3 separate regions of the Homo sapiens genome follow, and regions 2 and 3 are each linked to region 1. The links are chromatin loops, found by intact Hi-C in ENCODE. Cell type or tissue: PC-9. All regions are shown on one strand.

Region 1 (8,000 bases):
CATTAATGTTACAGGAGAGAAAACTGAAAGCCAGAGAGAACTGACTGGCTAAGGCAGAGGTAGGACTAGAATCCAGATTCCCTTCCCAGTACTGTTTGCCACCATTTCCAGCTGCCTCCCCAAGTGCCTTATGTGCGGGGAAGAGCTAGGACCAATGAATGGCCATTTTAAGAAGGTCGAGCTTAGCTTGATAAAGAGTATTCCTTTATAGAATAGGAAACTAAGTGAAACAGTGATCTCACCATCATAAAGAGTATTTCTGAGGAAATGTGTATTCATTTTCTATAGTTCCTATAAAAAATTACCACAAACTTGGTAGATTACAACAGTGCAAATGTATTACCTTGCAGGTCTAGAGTCAGAAGTTTAAAATGGTCAGTGGGGCCATGCTCCTTCTAGAGGCCCTAGAGTAGAATCCACTTCCTTGCCTTTTCAGCTTCTAGAAGCGGCCTGCATTCCTTGGTTTGTGGCCCCTTCCTCTACCTTCAAAGCCAGCAGCATATCAATCACTTACCCTGCTTCTGTCATCACATCTCTTTCTCTTTTTTTTTTTTTTTTTTTTTTTTTTTTGAGACGGAGTCTCGCTCTGTTGCCCAGGCTGGAGTGCAGTGGTGCGATCTCTGCTCACTGCAAGCTCTGCCTCTTGGGTTCATGCCATTCTCCTGCCTCAGCCTCCCGAGTAGCTGGGACTATACAGGTGCCCGCCACTACGCCCAGCTAATTTTTGTATTTTTAGTAGAGACAGGGTTTCACTGTGTTAGCCAGGATGGTCTCCATCTCCTGACCTTGTGATCTGCGCCCCCTTGGCCTCCCGAAGTGCTGGGATTATAGGCCATCACATCTCTTTCTCTTATTCTGACCTTTCATAAGGACCCCTGTGATTACACTGGGCCCACCTTGATAAGCCAGGATAATCTCCCATCTGAAGATCCTTAACTTGACCACATCTGCAAAGTCCCTTTTACCATGTAAGATAACATACTCATAGGTTCTGAAGATTAGGATGTGGACATTTTTGGGGGGCTATAATTCAACCTACCACAGAACGTGCGGAAAGGCTTATTAATGCTGGTGCAGGTATTAGAACAGATCTGGATTCAAATCTTGGCTTCAGTACCTACTAGTTGCATGACCATTACCCCTTTGAGCCTTTGTTCCCTTGTGCATAAAATAGAAATAAAATCTCAACATTACCATCAGGATTTGTGGTAATATGCATGAAATGCATAACATATAATACTCTCTCAATGAATGGTAGCCATATTTATTTAAAAAACTACCAGATGCTTCTCACCATACAAGAATTTAATAGAAGAAACTCCACTATTAAATAGGACATTTGATAAAGTGACTTCCAGATTTCCCTCTGAGATTGCTGAAATCTAAAGGAATAAAAATTTCGTTTCCTCTATAAACTATTCTCGGGGCCTCTTGTCCACTTCCCAGATGCAGTTACAAGGGAATCACTTTTCTGGATAGCCAATGGCTATCAGACTGTGCTTTCTGCCCCCCACAGTCCTGCCATCTGATTTTTCCATGCAGCTCTGGTTGGATTTAAGCAGGACTAGCAGTCTGTCCTGGTGTGTAATGATTGGCTAGACCAGGCGGCTGAGGCCAGGGCAGACTCCCTCCTTCACATCTGTCAATATACCTGGCTGCAAGCAAGTTGCTGCCTGTGACCACAGTCTGCAGAGGCCAGAGAGAGCAGGAAAGGAAATGGAAAGGAACCTCACCTTCATGCTTGGGGAAAAGGAGAAACCTGTGTTAATGTGTCTTCCCAACATCCCACTCTCTTCAGCAATCGCTGGAACAGCCATGGGCCATCCCTGCTGAGTCAGGAAAGAAGCTGAGGGAAGAGTCGGGATTGAAAAGCAGCAGACAAGGTAGGTGATCTCTCTGGTCACTGGCCCTTCTCTTGTAATAACAAAATGAGCAGCATATACAGCCTCGTCACCAGAGTGTTTCTGAGGAGGGTCTGCTGGAGATATGGTAGACCCGGGTGTGTGTCTGAATTCAGTCATTTTTCTATCAGCCTGTTCTGGAAAGCAGGCTGTATTTTCCTTCTGTCTTCTATCTCTTCTGAAAATTGTTGTTGCTCCTGTACGTATTTCAGAAACTTGGAAGGTTTTTTAAAAATTTTTCATTATAACAAATTATATGTGCGATTTATTAAAATGATTTCATTGGTGGTAACTCCACAAGCATGGTTTTGTTCCAGAATTTTCGTTGCATAATTTTTTTCAATTTTCAAGACATACCAGAGAGGACAGTGTACATATACTGTAGTATATGGTATAGAATAATATATTCCGAGAAATATACTGTCCATTCACAGGGCTGTCAACCTCGTATGATAGGCTCTCCCAGGAAGTCACGTATATTTTTCTGCTTTGGAACCTAGAGAGTTAAAAGTCCTGAAATTACTGGAGCAGAATCAAGCCTATTTACCTAAGCTTATCACATCGGCAGCCAGGTCAATCATTTACTGAGACTAGGCCGTTTCTTACCCTGAATCAGGAGGACCACCAAAGCCTTTGCTGGCCTGAGTCCCTCTGTAGCAAAGGCATGGGCAACACAGAAGAAATGCTCCTCTGAAGCTATAGTCCAGATTCTCTTCTCACCAGAAGTAAGTTTTTCTCCTTCCGAGAATAGTAAATATCCCAAGACCCCCCTTCCCCAGCTCAATGATAAACAAACATGAGCAAAACTAATATGCAAACCTGATGATACCAATGCCACTCTATGTACAAAGCTTGTGGCTTTGGAGGGAGCTTCCCTCATCACTGGAGGTCTATGGGGAAGAAGGAGATGATAACTATGAAACAAGTTATTGAGTGATTCTTGAGGAAGAATAAAGTTATAAAGTAATCACCAAGGAAAACATGGAAATTTTCCCCTTCAAGTCTACACACTCTAGAAATATGTAATTTTTATCTAATATGATTCACTCTTCCTTAAGTCTGAATATAACTCCTCTAATTGCAGAAATGTTGTCATATGGTCACCACATACAACTTTCGGGCCTGTGCAGTGGTTCCTGGCTCCTATAGTCATTAGTTAGAAGCCTAGTAATGCTGAAGTCCTATTTTTCTGAACTCCCTTTAGGGAAGGAGTTGGGTCATGTAGGACAAGGTAATGTTTGACATTATTTTTGTCAATCAGTTGTGGAACTGAAGTGACTCCCCTCAGGCAGGGTTTGTGGCTGAATATTTAGTGTCTGAGGCAGTTAACTAGATGCAAGAGTGGAGGCCATTGTAGACATAAACCCTTGTGTGACTTTGGGTAAGTCTGTGGCTACCTCTCAAGAATGTTGTGGAGAATTATGGAAAACTGATACGTTTCTGTGAAGATATTAAGCACTGCAAAATGTTAAGTGTGAATCTGGCTGGTATCCAGAGGATGTTCATAGATAATGCAAGTGATGGAGGTGGTTTTGACGAGGGAAAAGGATCTTGGGGTGATCAAATGCATTGGCTAGGTCGGGCATGGCAACCCATGCCTGTAATCCTAGCACTTTGGAAGGTGAGGCAGAGGATTGCTTGAAGCCAGGAGTTCAAGACCAGCCTGAGCAACAAAGTGAGCCTCTGTCTCTACAAAAAATTTTTTTTAAAAATTTATGCATTGGCCATATTTCCCCACATTACTGAAGGCTGCCTTAGGGACAGACACACAGGTCTGACCTGTCCTTTTTTTGTAGCTTCTGGCTCAGGGCCTAAAACAAACTGGAAGCCCCTAAGGGTATGTACAGCTTTTTCTTTCCATTTCCTGAATATTGGATAGTAAGTAGAGGGAGACTATTCTTCAGATTGACTAGATTAGAATAGGCATTGTCATTGTTTTTCAACGTTAGGTAGTTAGAATATAGAAGTTAATTAATTTGCCCAAAATCATGCAATTAGTCTGAGCCAGGATTCTACTCAGTTCTGCCTTGTTCCCAACCCAGTGCATTTCCCATAAGGTCATGGAGTTGACCATGTGGATAAGCATAAATTGGAGGGTCACTGAGGTAAGCAAGGCTGACTAATACAGTCAGAAGTTCTGAAGTTCTCCACTGGCTCTTGGATGTGCCATGCCTGAGCCTCTGTAACAAAAAGGCCAGTAGTGGACTTCCAAAAAGGATAAAACAGGCAAGAGCAAAAGCAAGTGTTTTTAGTCATGGCAGTCACTGGAGTCTTCTCTGTCCTGTATATTTTCTAAATAACCCAGATAATCCTCAGGCTAAATCTTTGTCCCTTTTTATACTGTAGACTCAAATTCTGAGCCCCAACTAAAGTACAACATCTGAACTCTTTCCAGAGAAGAAATGACCCTATCCCAATCTTTCTCAAGGAACTCAAGAATTTACTATCTCATCTCAGCAAATACCCACTCATTTAAATCTAAGAGACTTGGGCACAGAGAGGCTTAAAGCCCGAGAAACCATCAACAGTCCCTCCTGTCAAGGCTCTCACCATCTGCAACCCAAAGAGACCCATGTCGGCTTGGAGTCTAAATGGCTTTTTGGTGTCATTTGAGCAGTGAATGAGTAATGTACAGCAGAAGCCTTAATCCGCCCCCCACCCCTAGTTTCACTTTTGTTCAGATATGTCCTAAAGATTCCATTAGCTGTCTGTCATAAATTCCAAAGTAGCCACAATTCCTGAGCATTTACAAGATCAAGATAAAGAAATGCCATCATGAAATGAGGTCGACTAAATGTCTTTGAACAAAGGGTTTCTAGTGACTTGCCTCACATGTATCTCAAGTGTGTGATAGCAAAGGCATTACAAATAGAGATTGCATCACCATGTCTACCAGCACCCTTTACTAATCAACTGACCTTGCATGAACTGTACTTACATGCCATCATTTTCATTAACCAAAACGCTAGGAGAAAGAAAGTTGAAGCTAAAACACAAAGACTCATCACAACATTTCACCTGTGTCAAGTACTTATTATGACCAAAACATGAACTGCTGCCTTCTTATCTACACTTTTTTTCATTTAATTTTCATAACAAACCTCTGCAACTTGCCCAAGTCACAGAGCTAGTAAGATGAGGTAAAATTTGAGTTGGGATCTGAATCCAAATCCCATGTTCTTCAGCATTCTGTTCTGGGAAACATACTCACCCAACAGTGTCTACACTGTTCACGTTCTAAATGTAGAAGAGTAAAAAAAGTTCTTTCTAAATTATTTGATCAGATCCTTAGAGTATATATTTATTCCCCCTTCCCACTCACACAAGATGTTCTTGATGTTCTTGAGTGTAAGCATAAAACTCAGTATGACAGTGGTTTTCCTCTCCTCTAGAAAAGGAACCACAAAACACACATGCACACATGCACACACACAATAGCAATTGCCCAAGAGTCAGTGCTTTGATTCCTTTCTGAAGCTGAGAGAGAAAATTGTTCTTATCATCTCCTAGTTTATAAACATTGTTTTGTTTGTTTGAGTGATTGACTTTAACATAATGTACAAGACAAATTTGTCATTTATTTTACCAAGATTTTTTTAAAAGTTTATTTCTGCAGTGAAATTTCAGTCTTTGAAATCAGCTAAATTTTTCAAAACTGTCCAGTATGTCAATAGTTGTATTTAATCTTCACCACAGCCCTGTAAGATGAGTACTGTTTTCAGATGATATCCTTTCAGATAAGGAACCTGAGACTCAATACAGGTGAATGGCCTTCTCAGTCTCACTCAGCTAAGTCCCTTAGATCTTGGGACTCCAAATTTTTTGTTCTTTTTTAAATTAAATATTCACGCAGTTCCCTGGATTCCTAAGTCCTACAAATGGTAGGAATGGGGCCTACAAGCTTTTTATTTAAATTTTCAGAAATTAAAAATGCCAAATGACTACACAGCCTGTTCTCAGGCAGAGACCACTCAAATATTGATTGCTTTGCTTTGGGCTAGAATTCTGTCAGGTCAGTGTGGTAATGCTGTTATTCTAATTAGATTTTCACAGAGTAATGAAAATAAATACATTAATTGTTACTTAATAAAATCTTCCTTAAAGGCAAAAAATCTTTCAAGCCCATGTGCCCATGAGCAAAATAAGATATCAAAGGGGTTCTTGCTAGAAGGATAAGCCACCACTGTCTTCTAATCAGTTGTGTGCCTAGAGAACGGTATACATGAGTAGGGACTAGAGACCCCACAGTGTCTTGAGATGCACAAGCCCTCTCTAACCCTGTAATCAGATGGATGTCTCATGAGTCAAACAGTTGCCAAATGGCATGGAACCTAAGGAAGTCCTTCTACAAATTGAGAATCCATTATTGTAGTTTCAACCCTACAGAAACCAGCTACAGTTACAGGAGGAAACCTTATGCCCTAGGAATTCCATTTAAGTCCTAAGATGTTCTGAAGGGTCCGGGAGCCCTGCATCAGCTATGCATCTGGAGGAGATCCAGTGTTTTCTTATCCCTAATGTTTCACTGGGAATTGCCCCTGGCTGGCTGCCTGAGTCTCCATCCCATGCGACAGTCATGTTGTCCACATCCTTGCTTTGGTGTTAGTGTGCATCCTCATCATACTTTTTGGTCCCCATTTCTGTGACTTCTGAGGTTCTAATGATCTTGGTGCAGGAGAACCCATAGTTTTGGGCAGTGATCAAGCAGAGTGAATGAAACTTCTGCCCCTGACCCACCCAAAACTTGTTCCCCTCCTCTCTACAGTTCCAAGGTCAAGTTTCCCATGAGAGCAGTAAAGGAACTGAAGGTCACAAAATGCTGGCAATTCACCATGCCTTGGAGGGGTTCCCAGAAAGTAAAATGAAAATGAGATTGTTTTCACATAAGACCTCTGTATTTGGAGGACAGGATTCAAACAGTTTGAATGTGCAATTTCACTGTGCACTGAGGTAACCCCCACAAAGTCTTTTTTTTTTCAAAAGCCAAAATAATATCAAAAATACTTCCTGCAGAGAACTCTAACTAGGCAGAATTCTTTTTTGTCATCACTGGGTTGATGTTTTCAAGGATTCATTTCTCAAGATAAGCCTTATATAGTGCATTTGGCTGGAGCTCATGTGTACTTCTGTGGAATGATGGCTTTCGTCCATGGGGCCTACTTTGTGGTGATCTCATTAGGTTTCACAAGGTAAACAGCTGAAAACTTGTGGTTAGTATGTGAGCAGGCTTCAAGAGAAGAGAAAACCCAGGAGAGGTCGGCCAGAAGATGTTGCAGTGAATTGGCAGGTGGCAGGCTTCTCTCTGTGACCCAAGGAAAGCCAATACCCCTACGAATTCCAAGGAGATGTACTTTTAATTTCAAATACATGTATCCCACAAAATTTAGCTCTGCTTCCTAGCTAGGAATCCTAATCATAGGAAGAGCTAATGGCTAGACTTCCCAGAACGTGACTGTTCTCTACTCAAATTCATCTCATTTTGCTTTTCTTTGCAAAATGAAAATTCTCCATTTTCCATAAGAATAGTATTGTTATAGAATACAGTTGTGTTGATAAATTATAGTCCAACAAATTAAACTAAAATAGCCCAACAGAGGCATCCTAGGCCTGACATCATTGTTGTCTTTCTCTGTGGCTTTATGCCAATTTTTACACATCTTGGGGATGGCTTAGTTTCACATCTTTACTCATCTGCGTTCTAATTTTGGATAACCACAAACATTTATTGATGGGTTATCCACTCAGTTCAGCAACAATCATCTACTCTTTCCCAGAAGTGTGTTAGACACTGTCTTTGACATAGGATTAAATAATCTTGCCACTTACCAGAGATGAGAAGGTTTTAAATTTATCCAGTAGGCCAAACCACAGCTTCTTTAGAGTCCTCTATATTTGTGTGTATGTTAGTGTGTGTGTATGTGTGTGTCTGCCTGTGTGTATGTATCTGTGTGTGTATGTGTACTTTTAATCATTATACAGTACCAAGAAGATAATGGGTTCTCAGTAAATATTTGTTGGTGATACTAAACTAGTAATCAGCTAGGAATTTAATCAAGAAATTGATTTATAAAAAGAAAACTGGAATTGCTAGGGGAGACT
Region 2 (8,000 bases), 170 kb after region 1:
ATGCCATTGTTTGTTTTGCTTTTTTTTTCTTTTTTATAGAAATGGGGTCTCTCTATGTTGATGAGGCTGGCTTCAAGCGATCCTCCTGCCTCAGCCTCCTGATGTGCTGGGATCACAGGCGTGAGCCACTGTGCCCAGCCCTCTTTTGCATTTCTCTACATAAAACTTTGTGACATGCTTTTAAAATTTTAACACAGGCCAGGCTTGGTGGCTCATGCCTGTCATCCTAGCAATTTGGGAGGCCGAGGCGGGCGAATCACGAGGTCAGGAGATTGAGACCATCCTGGCTAACACGGTGAAACCCCATCTCTACTAAAAATACAAAAAAATTAGCCAGACGTGGTGGCACATGCCTGTGGTCCCAGCTACTCAGGAGGCTGAGGCAGGAAAATCACTTGAACCCGGATGCTGGAGGTTGCAGTGAGCCAAGATCGCACCATTGCACTCCAGTCTGGGTGACAGAGTGAGACTCTGTCTCAAAAAAAAAAAAAAAATTAACACATAATATTTTTATGTGATATGACTCAAAAATAATTGTATTATAGTACTTTCAGTTGTTATGTTATAGTCTACTGTCGTTTTTTTACATGCAGACTTTCCTAGTTCTTTACCCACTGGTTTCTTTATGCATTAAAAAAAATCTTATTTTTTAAAGGATAGGATATGTTTTCAAACATCAGGATTTAAAGGTCTTTATACCTCTCATATACTTATTTTGATTGAACTAAAGTATTTTAATGGATTGTGTTTTATAGACTATAGTCTTTCAGAAGAAGCAAACAAGATCTTCTGGAACTTGATCAAGCTAAAGTGAAAATGTAAAGAGATGACAGTATGATTAGATTTTGTTGTGTTTTCTTTAATGGTGAAGAGCAATAGCATAATTTCTTTAACAGAATGGGCTCAGGCACTGTGCAGACTTCCTTCTGGAACACTGTCTATGTAAGAAAAACATCTGGCATGTTTTACATAGATGCTGTATGGAAATTATGATGATACGGATCACATGAATTTCTTTGACTTATGGCCGGTTTTTTTCAGTCAATAGGGAGAAATACACTGTTTTCTCCTTTGAATATTTTGGAGTCATTCATAATGGGCATTTTCTTTAAAATGATATATTTTTGTCTTTTAAGAATAGTTCACCTCCAACCTTAATATTTTTTAAAAGTAAAACATTTCATAACCCACCCATCTGCTGGTTGATTTTAAGTAGAAAGTGCAAAAAGTCATCAGGAAAAGGTCTAAAATATAGAGGATCCTAGATAAATGGTAATTGTGGTCAGAGATTTACTTGCATCTGCCTAACAAAATGCTGAGGTGGAAAAAACAAGTCAGGAAAACGTCATTGGCCAAAAAGTTAATAGGATTAATTAAATCAAGTTATATTACTTAAGAATGTGTTTAATGTAAATGAAAATCAAAATAGGCTGGGCATGGTAGCTCATGCCTGTAAATGCCAGCACTTTGGGAGGCCAAGGTGGGAGGATCACTTGAGCCCAGGAGATTGAGGCTACAGTGAGCCATGATCACATTATTGCACTGTAGCCTGGGTGACAGTGCAAGACGCTGTCTCAAAAAGGAAGAAAATAAAAATAAATAAACATTACTTTAGCATATGTTAGTAATTAAATATGTACTTAATTTATATCTATTTTTAAAGTACAAATAAAACAGGCACATAGCCAGAAATAGTAGTAGAGGCAAGTGGGTTTGAGGGAAATGTTGACACAGGCAAGTAACAGTAAATATTTATTCAGTTTTTTTTTTCTTTGAGGCGGGGGTCTCCCTCTGTCACCCAGGCTGGAGTGCAGTGGTGTGGTCACAGTTCAGTGCAACCTCCGCCTCCCCAGCTCAAGTAGTCCTCCTGCCTTGGCCTCCTGAGTAGCTGGGACTACAGGCGTGAGCCACCATGCTCAGCTAATTTTTGTATTTTCTGTAGAGATGGCATTTCACCATGTTGCCCAGGCTAGTCTCTAACTCCTGGCCTCAAGTGATCCCCTACCTTGGCCTCCCAAAGTGCTGGGATTATCGGTGTGAGCCACCAGTCCTGGCAATTTATTCAGTTTTTATTTTATTTATTTTTTAATTGGAAAGCTACCAAACCACAATAGGTTTAGAGAGACTTCTGAGTAATCATAATTTTTATTTGTATTTTTTTTTGTGATAGTAATTTTTAAAAACACAGGTGAGGAATTGGTTCATGAGATAAGATTAAAAGAACTAAATTTCTTCTTCTAAGTATGAGTAAGGCAGGATATGAGAAAGTTCCTCAGGTATTTGAATGATGCATGCCTTCAGTAAGGGGGGGACACCCGTTTCTCTGAAGTTTAGGGTGGAGCCAGGGCAATGTGAAGAGAAGCCTGGGTTTTATGTCAAGGGTGAAGTATGTGTCCTTAATAAGACAATGGATTTTTTGGAGGGTAGTTCTTTCTAGAAGCAACTCCACTATACTTAATGTGTTGCTCTGTAGTGGTGAGCGTGGGAGGACCAAATGACAAGATGCCTTTCTCCCCAGGTTACTATGGCAACTGGGCAGAGCTCTGTTGCCAGGGGCAGAGGCAGGTGGACCACAGGGCAGGGAGTTGGTGGCCTTGAGGGAATTTTGTGTCCTTCTAGATAGCCAAAGAAACCCCACAGATTTTTCAGGGAGACATTTGGCTGCATAACAACGTATTTTTCCTGTATTTCCTTTCCCTGAAAATAATTGGGTCTAGTTTTTAGGCGTGCTTGTTAATCAGTATTAGAGATGGTTCTTCAGAGTCTACAAGATAATTATCTAGTTCACTTCACGCTTTTGACAGAAACCGTCCTAACCATGACTGACAAAGAGTGAGCACCTACTACAAGACTGGCACCACCTTTAGACTTGAAAGCACATAGTCTATCACATGTTCGCACACACATTTCTTTACTGAATTCTTCCAAGATCCCAAGGGGAGGCACTAATCTACTCATCTCTGTTTTATAGACCATGTAATTGAGGCTTGAAAGGTTGAACTTGATTAAAAAAAATAATAACTGTGTTATAGGTCTGATAAGTGCCAGAACTTCAAATCCAACTCTATGTTCTTTCTACTTAAGCTGAAATACAGATTCTGCTCTTCAAGTCCAGCTGGACACAGTGGCCCACACCTGTAATCCCAGCACTTTTGGGAGGCCGAGGCGGGCAGATCACTTGAGGTGAGGAGTTCGAGACCAGCCTGGCCAACATGGCAAAACCCCATTTCTACTAAAAATACAAAAATTAGTCAGGTGTGGTGGCAGGCACCTATAATCCCAGCTACTCGGGAGGCTGAGGTGGGAGAATTGCTTGGACCCAAGAGGTGGGGGTTGCAATGAGCCAAGATTGCAACACTGCACTATAGCCTGGGTGACAGAGTGAGACCCTGTCTCAAAAAAAAAAAAGGCCAAGGGTTCTGTGGAGGTAAGAAGTCAATTTATTCCACAAATCATTAAAATATAAGATGACAGAGAGGTACTGAGCCTCCTGTAGTCCTGATATCTTTATTTTTAAGCACTTCGCCTATTTCTGGTCATTTTACTCCTAATTTTCCTGGGGAAAGTGTGAAATGCCCCTTCTCATTCGGGATGTCCAGTCTGCATAAAGGCAGGAGCATGCTGCCCCAGATTGCAAAGCTCTGGGAATGAGTGGAGATGGAAGTACTGAGCATTAGCAGCTTCTTGGAGATTGGGAGTTTGGGTGTGGTGGGTGTGAAAGGGGAAGTAGGGAAGTAGAAAAGTAGATCTACTGGATAATCTGATCAAGATGGCTTTTTGTTTATTTTGAGGGGAGGGAGGGACTTGAGTACATTTTCAGACAGAGGAGAAGGAGTCAATAGAGAGGGAAAGGTGTAGGAGAAGGGATAATCAATAGAGCAAAACCACAGGACAGTGGGAACAAGGTGCAGTGGTGCAGGCAGAGGGCTTCCTCTTGGAAAGACTGAGAGACTCTCCTCAGATAACTGAGCTAATGCTTATGCTGTTTACTTTGTCCCAGACACCCTTCTAAGTGTCATAGATGAACAGTCATGCATTGCTTAATGATGGGAATGTGTTGCTGAGAAATGCATTGTTAGATGATTTCATCATCTTGCAAAAGTGTATTATGAAAGAGAACGGCAATGATTTTTCCTATTCACACTGGCCACTAGTTGCATGAGAGCGGGCCCTCTAATTAGGTTACTAAGTCTCTCTGTGCCTCACTTTCCTTATCTGTTAAATGGGGATTAGAATAAAACCACCCCCCACAAAGTCATGAAAATTAAAAATTAAAATACAGGTGGGGATTGTGTCTGGCACCCAGCAAGCACTCAGTGAGTTTTAGCTAACTGCTGTTGACTACTATTTTGTTCTGGGGATAGGTGGGAATCATTTAAAAGTGTAAGAATTCTAAAGTAGACAGTAACCCTTTCAGTTGGGGTCTGATGTAATGTGTCAAGAGATTGGCTTTCTGTTTTTTGTTTTTTTAAGTCATTTATTTATTTATTTATTTGAGACAGTGTCTCATTGTCACACAGGCTGGAGTGCAGTGGTGTGATCTCGGCTCACTGTAGTCTCTGCCTCCCAGGCTCAAGTGATCCTCCCACCTCAGCCTCCCAAGTAGCTGGGACTACAGGTGCGTGCCACCTCACCCAGCTAATTTTTGTATTTTTAGTAGAGACAGGGTTTCACCATGTTGGCCAGGCTGGTCTCGAACTCCTGTCCCCAAGTGATCCACCGCCTTGGTCTCCCAAAGTGCTGAGATTATAGGCGTGAGCCACCACACCCTACCTTAAAAGTCTGAGCTACCTTTGGGAGGGTCACCCCATGGGTAAGCTAGGGATTCCTCAACATGTTTTGCTGTAGGTTTGTTTATATCAGCATCGCAGCAAACACATGAGTAATATGTTGCAACATATTATGTTACAACAGCTATTATGTCATTAAAAAATAGGAATTTTTCAGCTCCATTATAATCTTTTTTTTTCCTTTACGTTTTTCAGGTTAGAGAATGGAAGATGACACCCATTATAATTTTATGGGACTACCTTTGTATATGTAGCACCTTGTTGACTGGAATGTCGTTATGTGTGCAGATATTTTATTTTGGTCAACGATGGACCACAAATATGATAGTGGTCCTATACAATTGTAATACCATATTTTTAGTGTACTTTCTATGTTTAGGTATGTTTAGATACACAAGTACTTACCATGGTGTTACAATTGCCTACAACGTTCAGTGCAGTAACATGCTTTGCAAGTTTGTAGCCTAGGCGCAATAAACTATTACAATATAGGCTAGGTGTGTAGTAGGCTAATACTATATAGGTTTGAGTAAGTACACCCTGATGTTTGCACAAAAATGAAATAGCCTAACCTTGCATTTCTTAGAACATATCCCCATTGTTAAGCAACACATAACTGTATACATTCATATATATAAATCCTCATGATAACCCAATAAGGTAGATATTCTAGTAATTCTGGTTTATACTTGAGGAAACTGAGACACAAAGAAGCTAAATAGCTTGGCCAGGGTCACACAGGTAGCTGCAGAACCCAGATTCAGACCTAAGTGGTCTGGCTCCAGAGTTCATGCATTTAGCCACTATAGTACATTGACGAAAGGAGGACTAGATGGACAAAGATAGAAGAGGGAAGTCTAGGGAATTTAAGCAGAATGGCCTTGGTCTCCTTAGGCAGTGTGTTTGTGTATGTAAGTGTATTGAGCATGTTTGAGAAAGGGTATTGAAAAATCAATGACTGGTAAATGCTGTCCTAGTTATTCACGTATGTCTCACTCTCAGTACAGTTATCTATTATTCTTTGGGAGAATAGGCATTAGCATACAAAATATCAATAGTAATCTGCACATAACAAATGTTGGTCAGTTAGTGGCTGTCACATTCTCCAATAACTTACAGTTGCCTCCAGAGCAGACACAGTCATACAAAGGCATTACACTTTTGTTTCCTCTTTCCAGCTCAGCCCTACTGATGGTGCACGCATACATGCACATGCTATTTAAACTAAGGGTGGCAGAGTAAAGTGTTTTCCTGACCACAAGCCTGAAGGCAGACTTCCCAGCCAGTGTATAAAATAAAATAATGTGTGGCTAAGAAGCTAGATATTGAACTGACTTCCATAAAGATAATTTGTAAAACCAAATGATAAAAACCCCTCACTTTTATATACAAATGAGATCATTTGTCCTAAACTGATAAAAACAATACTAAGGCAATGTTTGTGTAAATGTGAAAGCCAGTGAAAAGTCTGGAGAGCAGTGTCTCCACACAAGATTTTCCCCACATCTGACTCCAACCGCAAGTTCTGGGGTTTCCTAGACCACCCTCAGATTCGATAATTCACTAGAAAGACTCACAGAACCCATTGACAGCTATGATAAGCACAGTTACGATTCACTATAGGGAAAGGATACAGATAAAGATTAGCCAAAGAAAGACACACACGGGGCAGAGTCCAAAGAGTTCCAAAGGCAACACTTCCATGTCCTTTTCCTGTAGGTCAGAAAGTGTTACTCTACCAGCATTAAGCATTGGTAGGTGATAGTGTGCACATGACAGGGAGGCTTACCCAAGCTGTAGTACCCACAGGTTTTTTGTTTGTTTGTTTGTTTGTTTGTTTTTTGAGAGAGAGTCTTGCTTTGTTGCCCAAGTTGGAGTGTAGTAGCACGACTGGGCTCACTGCAACCTTTGCCTCCTGGGTTCAAGCAATTCTCCTTTCTCACCCTCCCAAGTAGCTGGGACTACAGGTGCCCACCACCGCTCCCAGCTGATTTTTGTATTTTTAGTAGATACAGGGTTTAACCATATTAGGCTGGTCTAAAACTCCTGACCTCTGGTGATCCACACGCCTCAACCTTCCAAAGTTTGGGGATTACAGGTGTGAGCCACCGTGGTCAGCTATTTTTTTCTGTTTTGTTTTTTTGAGACAGGGTCTCCCTCTGTCTCTCAGGCTGGAGTGCAGTGGTGCTATATCAGCTCATTGCAACCTCCGCCTCCTGGACTCAAGTGATCCTCCAGCCTTAGCCTTCCAAGTAGCTGAGAATACAGGCATGAGCCACCACGCCCAGGTAATTTTTGCATTTTTTGTAGAGATGGGGTTTTGCCATAGTTTTTATTGAGACTTCATCACATAAGCATTACTGATTGATCAGTTTCCCACATGGTTAATTTCAGTCTCCAGCTTGGCTGATAACCCATGACTTAAGGCTCCCACACTAAATCACATAATTGGTCTTTCTGGAGTGGCCAGCTTATACCCTAAGATTATCACATGTGGCCCACTCTACCCTAAACAAAGACACTGCAGCTGAGTATGACATAGATAATCTCCCAGAAGCCAATGGCAAAGGTCAGACCTCTCTTTGGGCGAAGACAAATTATTTATTACCCAATAAGTAACTGAGCTTTCTTTAGTAGGATCCCTGAGTCCCTCATCTCTAAGTTTTGGAAAAGTGTTCTGCCTGAAATTGCACATGGTTTATTAGTCATAATGTAGAAGTCCATTAGTAAAATTTAAAAAAAACTCCAAGTCTTAAATACAGGTCTGTTTCTTTCTTACACTCCAGGACTAGTGTGGGTTAAAAGAGGCCTCTGCTCCACGTTTCCTGATGGAGCCAACACCTGCAGCCAATCTGGAGAGCCACTCTGCCATGTTAGAGCAAGGCATGTGATGAATTATGCCCTGGCTGTTGTTCATGCAGAAGTGATACACCTTGCTTTTCACACTTCATTGGCCGGTACAAGTCTGAGGGCCATATCCAGTTTGAGGGTGAGGAAGAGAGGAGCCATCTTACCCTGTGTCCAGAAAGAGGTGAACTGATTGTAATAGCCCAGTTACTACCCTCAAGGATTTATCTCTAAAACAGACAGACCCGTATAACAGACTTTGAGCCATTGCTTCTGTTTTCCCTCCTTTCTGTCATTACCTAATTGAAACATCAGGATTTGTACATGGAATCCTGGGAAGTCTGCATACCTGCTGTCAGCACC
Region 3 (8,000 bases), 190 kb after region 1:
TGTCTCTAAAGACTATCTTTTGGGAGACAGGTTTCCTCCTGGAGAGGGCTATGACAAGAATGCTGTTGGTGCGTACACGAGCAGATCTTGGCAGATGTTTTTAATTGCTCAAGCGTGTAATTGTGGAATAGGAGGCCTCTGAAGCTTAGTGCAGCATCTGTTGTTGCAAGAGAGGTAAGACTCTGCATCCTTTAGAGGCAGGAAACATCAAGGACACCCAGGTTACCAGACAGCAGTGTAGAAAGAGTACAAGTGAGCAGAGCTGATGGATTCCAAGAAACACATTTTTTTACTTATTACTTTCTGAAGGTGGACATATATTACCTTGAGACAGCAGACAGAAAATTCTTTTTAAAACAACCTTCCTATTTGTTTTGCATGCTCTTTCTCTTCAATTAATTTCCACACTGGATTATTTGCCTAACAAAGTACAATGTTAATAATCGATTTAGGGATAAATGGAGAAGAGAGGAATGTGAAAAACACTGTAAGTTGACTTAACTATACAGAACAATCTTAATGATATTTAGAAAACCTGAGAGTTACCAGTCAAGAACTTGCTTTATGTAACACTTACAGATGCAGATGACTTTGGAAATATGCTAATTTTAGTTGGCCTTTGTGAACCACCCCCTGAGGTAAAAGTTGTCTGGAAAGTGGCTCATCTTCCTCCTTTTGAGTCCCTTGCACCCCTCTCTCCTTTGGCTGCAAAAAGGGTTTTAAGAAGAAATCTGTGAAAAAGGGGCAAGCAGAAAGTGTCTTTTCCCCTATCATCTCTCCCCTTTCCTGTGTGGATCAAGTTTCCCCAAAGATAACATATTAGAGGATGCATATACACACGTAATGTGCTTATTAAAACATGTCACTGTTAGTAGATTCCTGTCCATTACTGGAAAAAAAAATTCCCAGAGAAATTAAAATGAAGGGCATATGTTTAAAATTACAATGTTCTCTGTCACTGTAAAACTTAAAGCTACTCAGTGGCTACCACACCTTGGCTTTCTATTGGTTTTCTTTATTTGGTTAATAAATGAGATTACATTGTCCTCACCCCATTCTATCATAAAGCGTTTGGTTTTAGAATGCTTCCTGGAGATTTTGCTTCTTATAAATAACTTAGAAAAAAACTACAAACATTTCCTAGATGGCATTTATTGCTATAAACAGACTCTTAAGTTGTCTATTATTAAATATATCTACTGTGATAAACTTTCTAAAAACTTTGAATTATGCAGATGATTCCCACTATTAACCATCTTTACTCCCTACTTGCTTATAAAGTTTAGAGTTTTGCAGATTGTTCTGTTATTTTGTATTTTTCTTAATGCCTTGCTTCCACCTGTGAAAGAGATATTTTTAAGCCATTTTGGAAGTAGAAACCTAATATGTAATCTTGACCCAACAGGATACCGCCCTTGGTGAGGCTTTCCTGCTAGGATTACTCACAGTGATTCTGGAATGCCATTTCACTGTTACAGGCATTCCTCATGGCTTAAAACAGGCACCTTAGTATTAGGACAATGAGCTTTATTGTCTGTGATAAAAAGGTCAACAGTTGTTTTATTAGTTGATAAGATATTTCATGTAAGATGACAATTAAAAAGCTAAATGTCAAAGCTTGGAAGAGCTGCTTACCTTTGTCCTAACAAACCTGAGGTACTAAATGCTGAATCGTTGAATCACTTTAGAAAGCTACAAAGTAAAGAATAAAGAATATAAATATGAATAAAGCATACAGAATATGACATGATGGATGGCTTCTTAAATGTATTATCAGGATTGTCAAATAAATTTAGTGAACCTAGTAAAATATACTCAACTTAATGGGTTTTTTGGGGGGTTAATTTGAAGATTTTTTTTAATAATTAGTGACAAATATTCAATAATTTACTCAACTGGGCTGCTGTTTTCAATTTTCATTTGTGAAACTGTATAATTATTGACTTGCTGATCCAAAAAAATTACTTCTTTTTCAAAAAGGGATAATTTAAATAAATAATACATTCATACTGACATATAGTATATATAGAAAAATTGGTCTCTACCAGGTGATATCCAAGATAACTAACCAGAAATTCTAGAAAGAAGAAGCTATTTGTAATTCACTCCATTCTCTTCTTGAAGAATAAACAGTCACATTTTGACTGTGTGTGTGATCTACAATATTGCCTTCTTCCCTGGCCATCTGTCATAGCTCCATTCAGGAGTGTAACTATGCACTCTCTCACTTGTTTCTTGACTTTCTTATTTCTTGCCGATGAACCAGTTTTTCCATGAAATAATTTTATGAATGGTGGCCAGTGTCCTGTTTTAGGGAGTGTCTTAGATGCTATATAGCAAGAACGTCTATAGGACAAAGAGAGGAAATAGTGCACTAACACAAAAGTGAAGCATCAATTAATTTAATACTGAGTGTGTAGTTTTAAAATATTTTATGGCTCCCCAAAGTGATGTGCCCTTGCTTTTCCAACTTGTGTTGAGAAGGAAATACATAAGCATGAATGCTCATTTGCAGGTAACCCTAGCAGCAAGACCCAACAGTATGCCTAGAGATTCAAGAGGCTTTTGCAGATGTCCTCACCTGGAAGATGGGAGAGAATATTGTGCTTGTAATAACCATAGCATCATGCCCAAGAGATCCCGAGGAAGATGCCACAAGTCTTCTGTCAGTTCTAGTTCTCTGTTATGCTGAACTTTCTCTATAACCTTGGAGAAGTCATCTCAATCTCTATATACCACACCTTTCTTATCTGTGTAATCTCTTAGTTCTTTTAGCTTCAAAAGGATATGAATTGGTGAACTGAAGTTGGTTTGTCTCAACTCTCCTGAGAGCCTAACTGCCAAGGATGGCATCATGTGGGAAAAACACATCAGAGCTCCAAGCGTGCAGTTGCAGGGATGCTTTTAAAATCTACATGGGCATGGAGACTGTGAGACCCTAGACCTGTGGATGGTTTACAAGTCAAGTTGGGAAATTCTAGAACTGAGGTGTGAATAATCCATTTCTGTGTTGATTAATCGCAGACCCCAGAGGGTATAAGTGAAGAACAGAGATCTCAGGAGTTGGCTGCAATGGAAGAAACCCGGATAGTCATTCTGAACAACCTCGAGGAACTTAAGCAAAAAATCAAAGACATAAATGATCAGATGGATGAGTCTTTCAGAGAGGTAAACTTTTTACCCTCTTCCCTTTTTTCTTTCTTTCCTTCAGCTTAAAAATATTGCTACTTATTCAGGAATAGGCTTTGGAGGCCAGATACATAGACGTCAACACAAGCAAACATTTATTCAGTGGGTTCCCTGTATAGAGTGAAAATACCCTTTTTCTACATTCCTTTTTTCTTTCTTTTTTTTTCCAACCAGATGAGATAAACATATTAAGCCCTCTTTAATGTACTTTATGAATCTCCAACCAACTTTGTTTAAACTAGTACGTGCTTTCTGACCTGACCTAACAGAGGATCTATCAGCTGAGGTGCTCTGTATTTAGATTTCAAGGTCAAATCCAGCAAATGTTTTCTGAACGTGCTTTACTATGAGTTGGATATCACATTGGCACCATGATGAAATTCACACACGGATCAAAAATCGATCCAGGTTTCTAGAGGTTTGGAAACCAGGGGGAAGCAGAGAGAACACATATTGCATAACCACAATAGAAGACAGTGGCATTTTTATGTTACCCCCATGGCATGAGAAGGGGCACGTAATTCTGCCTAGGGAAGATCTGTGTGTCTGTCCTTACAGATGATACCAATAGGCCCTTAAGTGGTTAGGGGACTGCTCACCTGTTGTCTTGCGTAGAGACGCTGGAAGCCCCTCCTGCTAGCATTGCGAGGAATGCAGAGCTCACATGCTGGGCTTGGGTAACTTTCTCTTCCCATGCTCTAGGGACAAAGAAAGACGTGGCTGCTCCCATGGTGGTTTGTGCTTGATCTTGAGCTGAAGCAAATAGGCAAAATATCCTTGAGAAGTGAGCAGAAGAGGGGTTATAGTAGAAAAGTTAAGTGATAAGATAGCTAGTTTTTTTAGTGAATATATTCTAGGCTCTCTAGCTCGCTTATATGGGAATCTTGCTTTCACATGGGCTCTCTGGAGTGTTCTCAGGCACCCGATCTGGCTGCTACAGTATTACTTTTGGAAATTTGTAGCTGTTGCAAATGTATCTCTAGGGTGGTCAGTTGAGAATATCCCCAAAGGTGAAACACTTCTGAGCTTTGGTTTGTGTCCTTAGTTGGATATGGAATGTGCTCTTTTGGATGGAGAACAGAAATCTGAAACAACTGAACTTATGAAGGAGAAGGAGATTTTGGATCATCTAAACCGGAAAATAGCTGAACTGGAAAAGAACATTGTTGGTGAAAAGACCAAGGTAAAAGAAAATTATATTTCAATGCAGTTTTTATGGGCAAAGTGGTGGTCCCAGTTGATTGAATTTAAATGTTGAATGCATTACTGGGGTTTTGGATTTGTGTGTCATGTTCCTGGAGGCAGTGGCACTAGAGAAAAATCCTAAGATCATACATTGTCAGAAACCAAGAACTGCCAGGTACTGGGCAGCTGATGCTGAGAGAGCAGAGTTCATATAATTTGTGAGCCGATATTCCTGGCAGCTTTATCCTACTTGAGATGAGTGCGTTGTTTGTTTGCTTTTTTTCATTGGCCTTTCTGCTTTTCTGATTCCATTGTGTTTTTTAAGTAATTTCTTTAGTATACTGAAGTTCTTTACCACTGCTGCCCTGTAGGGATGGCTTAAGCAAATTCAAATAGGGTTGCCTCATTTCTTTTATTTCTTTTCATTTTTCTGTTTATTAAACAGATGAATGAGAACCACTCATCTCACCTGCTTTGCCTTGCTATTGTTTTCAATGCAAGTGCACTGCTTTTTGACAAATGTATTGGAGTTTCTAAAATTTTCTTCTTGGGGTAGTCCTCACACACTGCCAAGAGAAAGCTATCTGTGAAACACAGTTGACACTTATCTTGGAAAAGGTTCTGTGTATACATTTTGGATCACAACCTGAATGGTGGCTGATATCTATTAGGGAAAGTATGAAAAATCACTTGCAAATTTTAGAATTCAGGATGGTAGTTGGGTTTGTCTGTTTATGTGTTTTTTTCCTCTGGGAAATATACATTACTCTCCTCTCCCATTCTGAGTTAGTTAGAGCAGAACTAAAAATAAAATTCCAATAAAACTGAAAATAAAATTCCAATTTGAGAAAGAAAAAGCAAATAAGCTTTAACACATTCTTCCTTACTCAACATGTTCTCCACTAAGCTGAGAAAAAGAAAAAATTTTTAGTTTGAGTAAGTTCTAGTGGTAATGTGTAGAAAGAATTTCTGCTGAACGTGACTTCCTTTTTAGGCTCTTATTTGTTTAAGACCTATAAATAAGGGCATTTGATCTTGGTGCCAGAGAATGAGCTCAAAATGGTAGTCAGAAATAAAGTCAAATTAAATGCTACACATCAATTTCTTGGTTACCAGCATGTCAGAATTAAACTGCACAGGCTTTTCATATTAAATTTTATGTACGTTCATTCTGCCCCCAGACTTTTTTTTTTTTTTTTTGAAACGGAGTCTCACTCTGTCGCCCAGGCTGGAGTGCAGTGGCGCAATCTCAGCTCACTGCAAGCTCCGCCTCGCAGGTTCAGCCATTCTCCTGCCTCAGCCTCCCAAGTAGCTGGGACTACAGGCACCCGCCACCACACCCGGCTAATTTTTTGTATTTTCAGTAGAGACGGGGTTTCACCATGTTAGCCAGGATGGTCTCGATCTCCTGACCTCGTGATCCGCCCACCTCAGCCTCCCAAAGTGCTGGGATTACAGGCGTGAGCCGCCGCGCCCGGCCCAAACTTTTAAGTAGTATTTGGGTAGTGGGTGTATTTTTCCTAAAAGGCCAAAATGAAGTCAAAGAGTTGACTGTCTAAGTCTGCAGTACTGAAGGATTCAGTTAATGGCTATGCTTTTCAAAGATTCTGCAAGAAGCCTTCATTGGAGGCATCAGATGTCTTGTGTTAATATTTTATTATCAAGTAAATATTAATTAAATTAAGTAATAGTAGAGTAGTTTTATTGCTATGTATATCATATTGGAAAACTCGTGCAACATAGGAATTAGGTATCATGTTCCCTGTGAACCCTCCTGCCATCCTAATCCATGTAGTTATTTATTTTGTGTATCTCACATATGGCATGGCCTGCAAATTCTATTTGTGTATTTCTCATTAATATCAGATTCTACACAAAAGTGAAGCAAGTTGAGCCAATGTTAAATCTCACTTCCCAGGGAAAGTTATCTTATGTTTTCAAGGTGGAATTCTCAGGTGGAATTCTAGGAACACGGGCAGAAACAAGCAAGGAAGCTACCTCCATCCTTCCTAATATTGTTTTGATGGCTTGACAGAGGCTATGCACTGGAGAGGGGACTACAGGGGCTTGACGCATAGGACCAGCTCATACAGCTATGAGGGAATTAGTTGGTCTTAGAAGGTAGGATTATTCTCTGTCATTACATCATGTGAAAAATGGCAGAAACTGGCTTGGGGTGAGGAACTCCAGAAGAGGATGTGGGAAGTGGAAACAAAGACTGGTCTAGATGATGTTACTACGTATTCTTGACAACTAAACTCAAATAGAGACTCAACACAGCTTGGCAAAAACATTATTATGTTTCTCAAATAAATTTATTCCACCATTTAATGACACAGCTATTTCATACACTCTGTTCATACTCCTGGCCAACTTTCATCCCTCTGGCTCAGAGATCATCTTACCATAGAGAAATTAGAAGCATCCCATCTTCTCACAATGAAGGCGGGGTTCCCTCCTTCCATCAAAGACCACTCCCTTTGGATGTGCTCTGGGTGTCATCCTATCCCACCTTCTTGAGGTCTTCAGTCTTTCTGCACCCTCACCCCCTGGGGTCAGTTTCTCTCTCTTTACTGTCAGCATGCCAATATTATTATTTTTAAAATAAATTACTACTTTATCGATTAACGATAAGCTACTACCTTATCTCTCTTCTCTTCATCATAGCTAAACTTATTAAACAATTTTCTGGGTATACTGTGTCTCCTTTTCTTCATTTTCCAATTAAACATTCTTCCCACTCCAGTTGGCTTAGACCTCTACTCCTCCATCAGATTCTCTCCTGTTAAGACTACTAAAGACCTCAGTGGTGCCCAGCCTGCTGGGTGCTTTTCAGTCCCCTCATGATCAGACTCCCGAGCAGCATTCAGTACAGGGGACAGCTCTTTTCTTGGTGCTTCTTCACTGTCTCCCTTTTGTTTGCCTCTGTGTACCACAATCTTCTGGTTTTCCATCTATTTCTCTTACCTCTTTCTCACTCTTTATCTCTCATCTGAACTCAGTTCTCTTGTACCCTCATGTCCTTCTATAGCTATGGCTTCAAATAACTTGTATATGCTGGTGACTATCATAGGGATTTCTCTAGTTCATAACCCTTTTTGGAATTCTGACTCATATCCTGTGCCTACCTGACATCCCCACTTGGATATTTCATGGGTATTTCCAATTGAACACACCCATAACTGAACTCTTGATCTTATCTTTTCCCTTGCCTTCCACCCTCCACCCTCCATCCTCTAGTTTTTCCAACCAGGAGATTGCATCTCTATTCACCTATATGTTCAACAGAAACCTGGAAATTGATCTTGACACGTCTTTCCTTATCATCCCTACATTCAGTTGATTACCAGCTTGTTTCTTGATTGCTTCAACATCTCTGCATCTCCACTAACAGCATTCTCTTCTCTATTATGAAAATCTCTTATTTAGTCTACTTCCACTTGCTTTCCTTCAATCCATTCTCTTCACAGCAGCCAATGTGATTAAAAAGAAGAAATTAGACCATATTACTGTGGTTTGCATCACACTGTACTTGACTATGCATCCAAATTCCGTAGTGTGATCTGTCACCAGCCTTTCTGTCACCACCCTCCCATTCTTCACAGCACTCTCAGAGTCACCTTCCT

Evidence for each region. Hi-C counts contacts between places; a loop is a spot of excess contacts. Peaks named below come from ENCODE experiments on the same cell type or tissue, not always from the same donor. Only the 100,000 strongest peaks of a DNase experiment are listed, where the experiment ranks them.
Region 2: it touches region 1 in a loop (11-fold over the local background); 4 of 110 quality-filtered maps call a loop at or near these places.
Region 3: it touches region 1 in a loop (3-fold over the local background); 2 of 110 quality-filtered maps call a loop at or near these places.

The regions. Positions count from the first base shown.
Region 1 is chr3:111,730,821-111,738,820 of GRCh38, forward strand. It overlaps a transcript of PHLDB2 not described here. Among named protein-coding and RNA genes, the nearest start is that of PLCXD2-AS1, 57 kb to the left of the region's middle. RefSeq lists an enhancer at 3,809-5,008. In PC-9, no CTCF peak of the experiment used is centred here; DNase peaks (open chromatin) are centred at 4,681 and 7,081; H3K4me3 peaks cover 506 bases; H3K27ac peaks cover 5,543 bases.
Region 2 is chr3:111,900,882-111,908,881 of GRCh38, forward strand. The region is part of intron 2 of PHLDB2 (pleckstrin homology like domain family B member 2); the gene reads left to right. Among named protein-coding and RNA genes, the nearest start is that of PHLDB2, 46 kb to the left of the region's middle. In PC-9, CTCF peaks have their summits at 4,200 and 4,402; DNase peaks (open chromatin) are centred at 2,320, 4,040 and 4,823; H3K27ac peaks cover 6,108 bases.
Region 3 is chr3:111,916,048-111,924,047 of GRCh38, forward strand. It overlaps PHLDB2 (pleckstrin homology like domain family B member 2), which reads left to right. Exons shown (of 18, transcript NM_001134438.2): 4 at 3,025-3,168; 5 at 4,235-4,372. Among named protein-coding and RNA genes, the nearest start is that of ABHD10, 59 kb to the right of the region's middle. RefSeq lists enhancers at 2,819-4,018, 3,532-4,092. In PC-9, CTCF peaks have their summits at 4,497 and 4,777; DNase peaks (open chromatin) are centred at 1,514, 7,504 and 7,914; H3K27ac peaks cover 6,341 bases.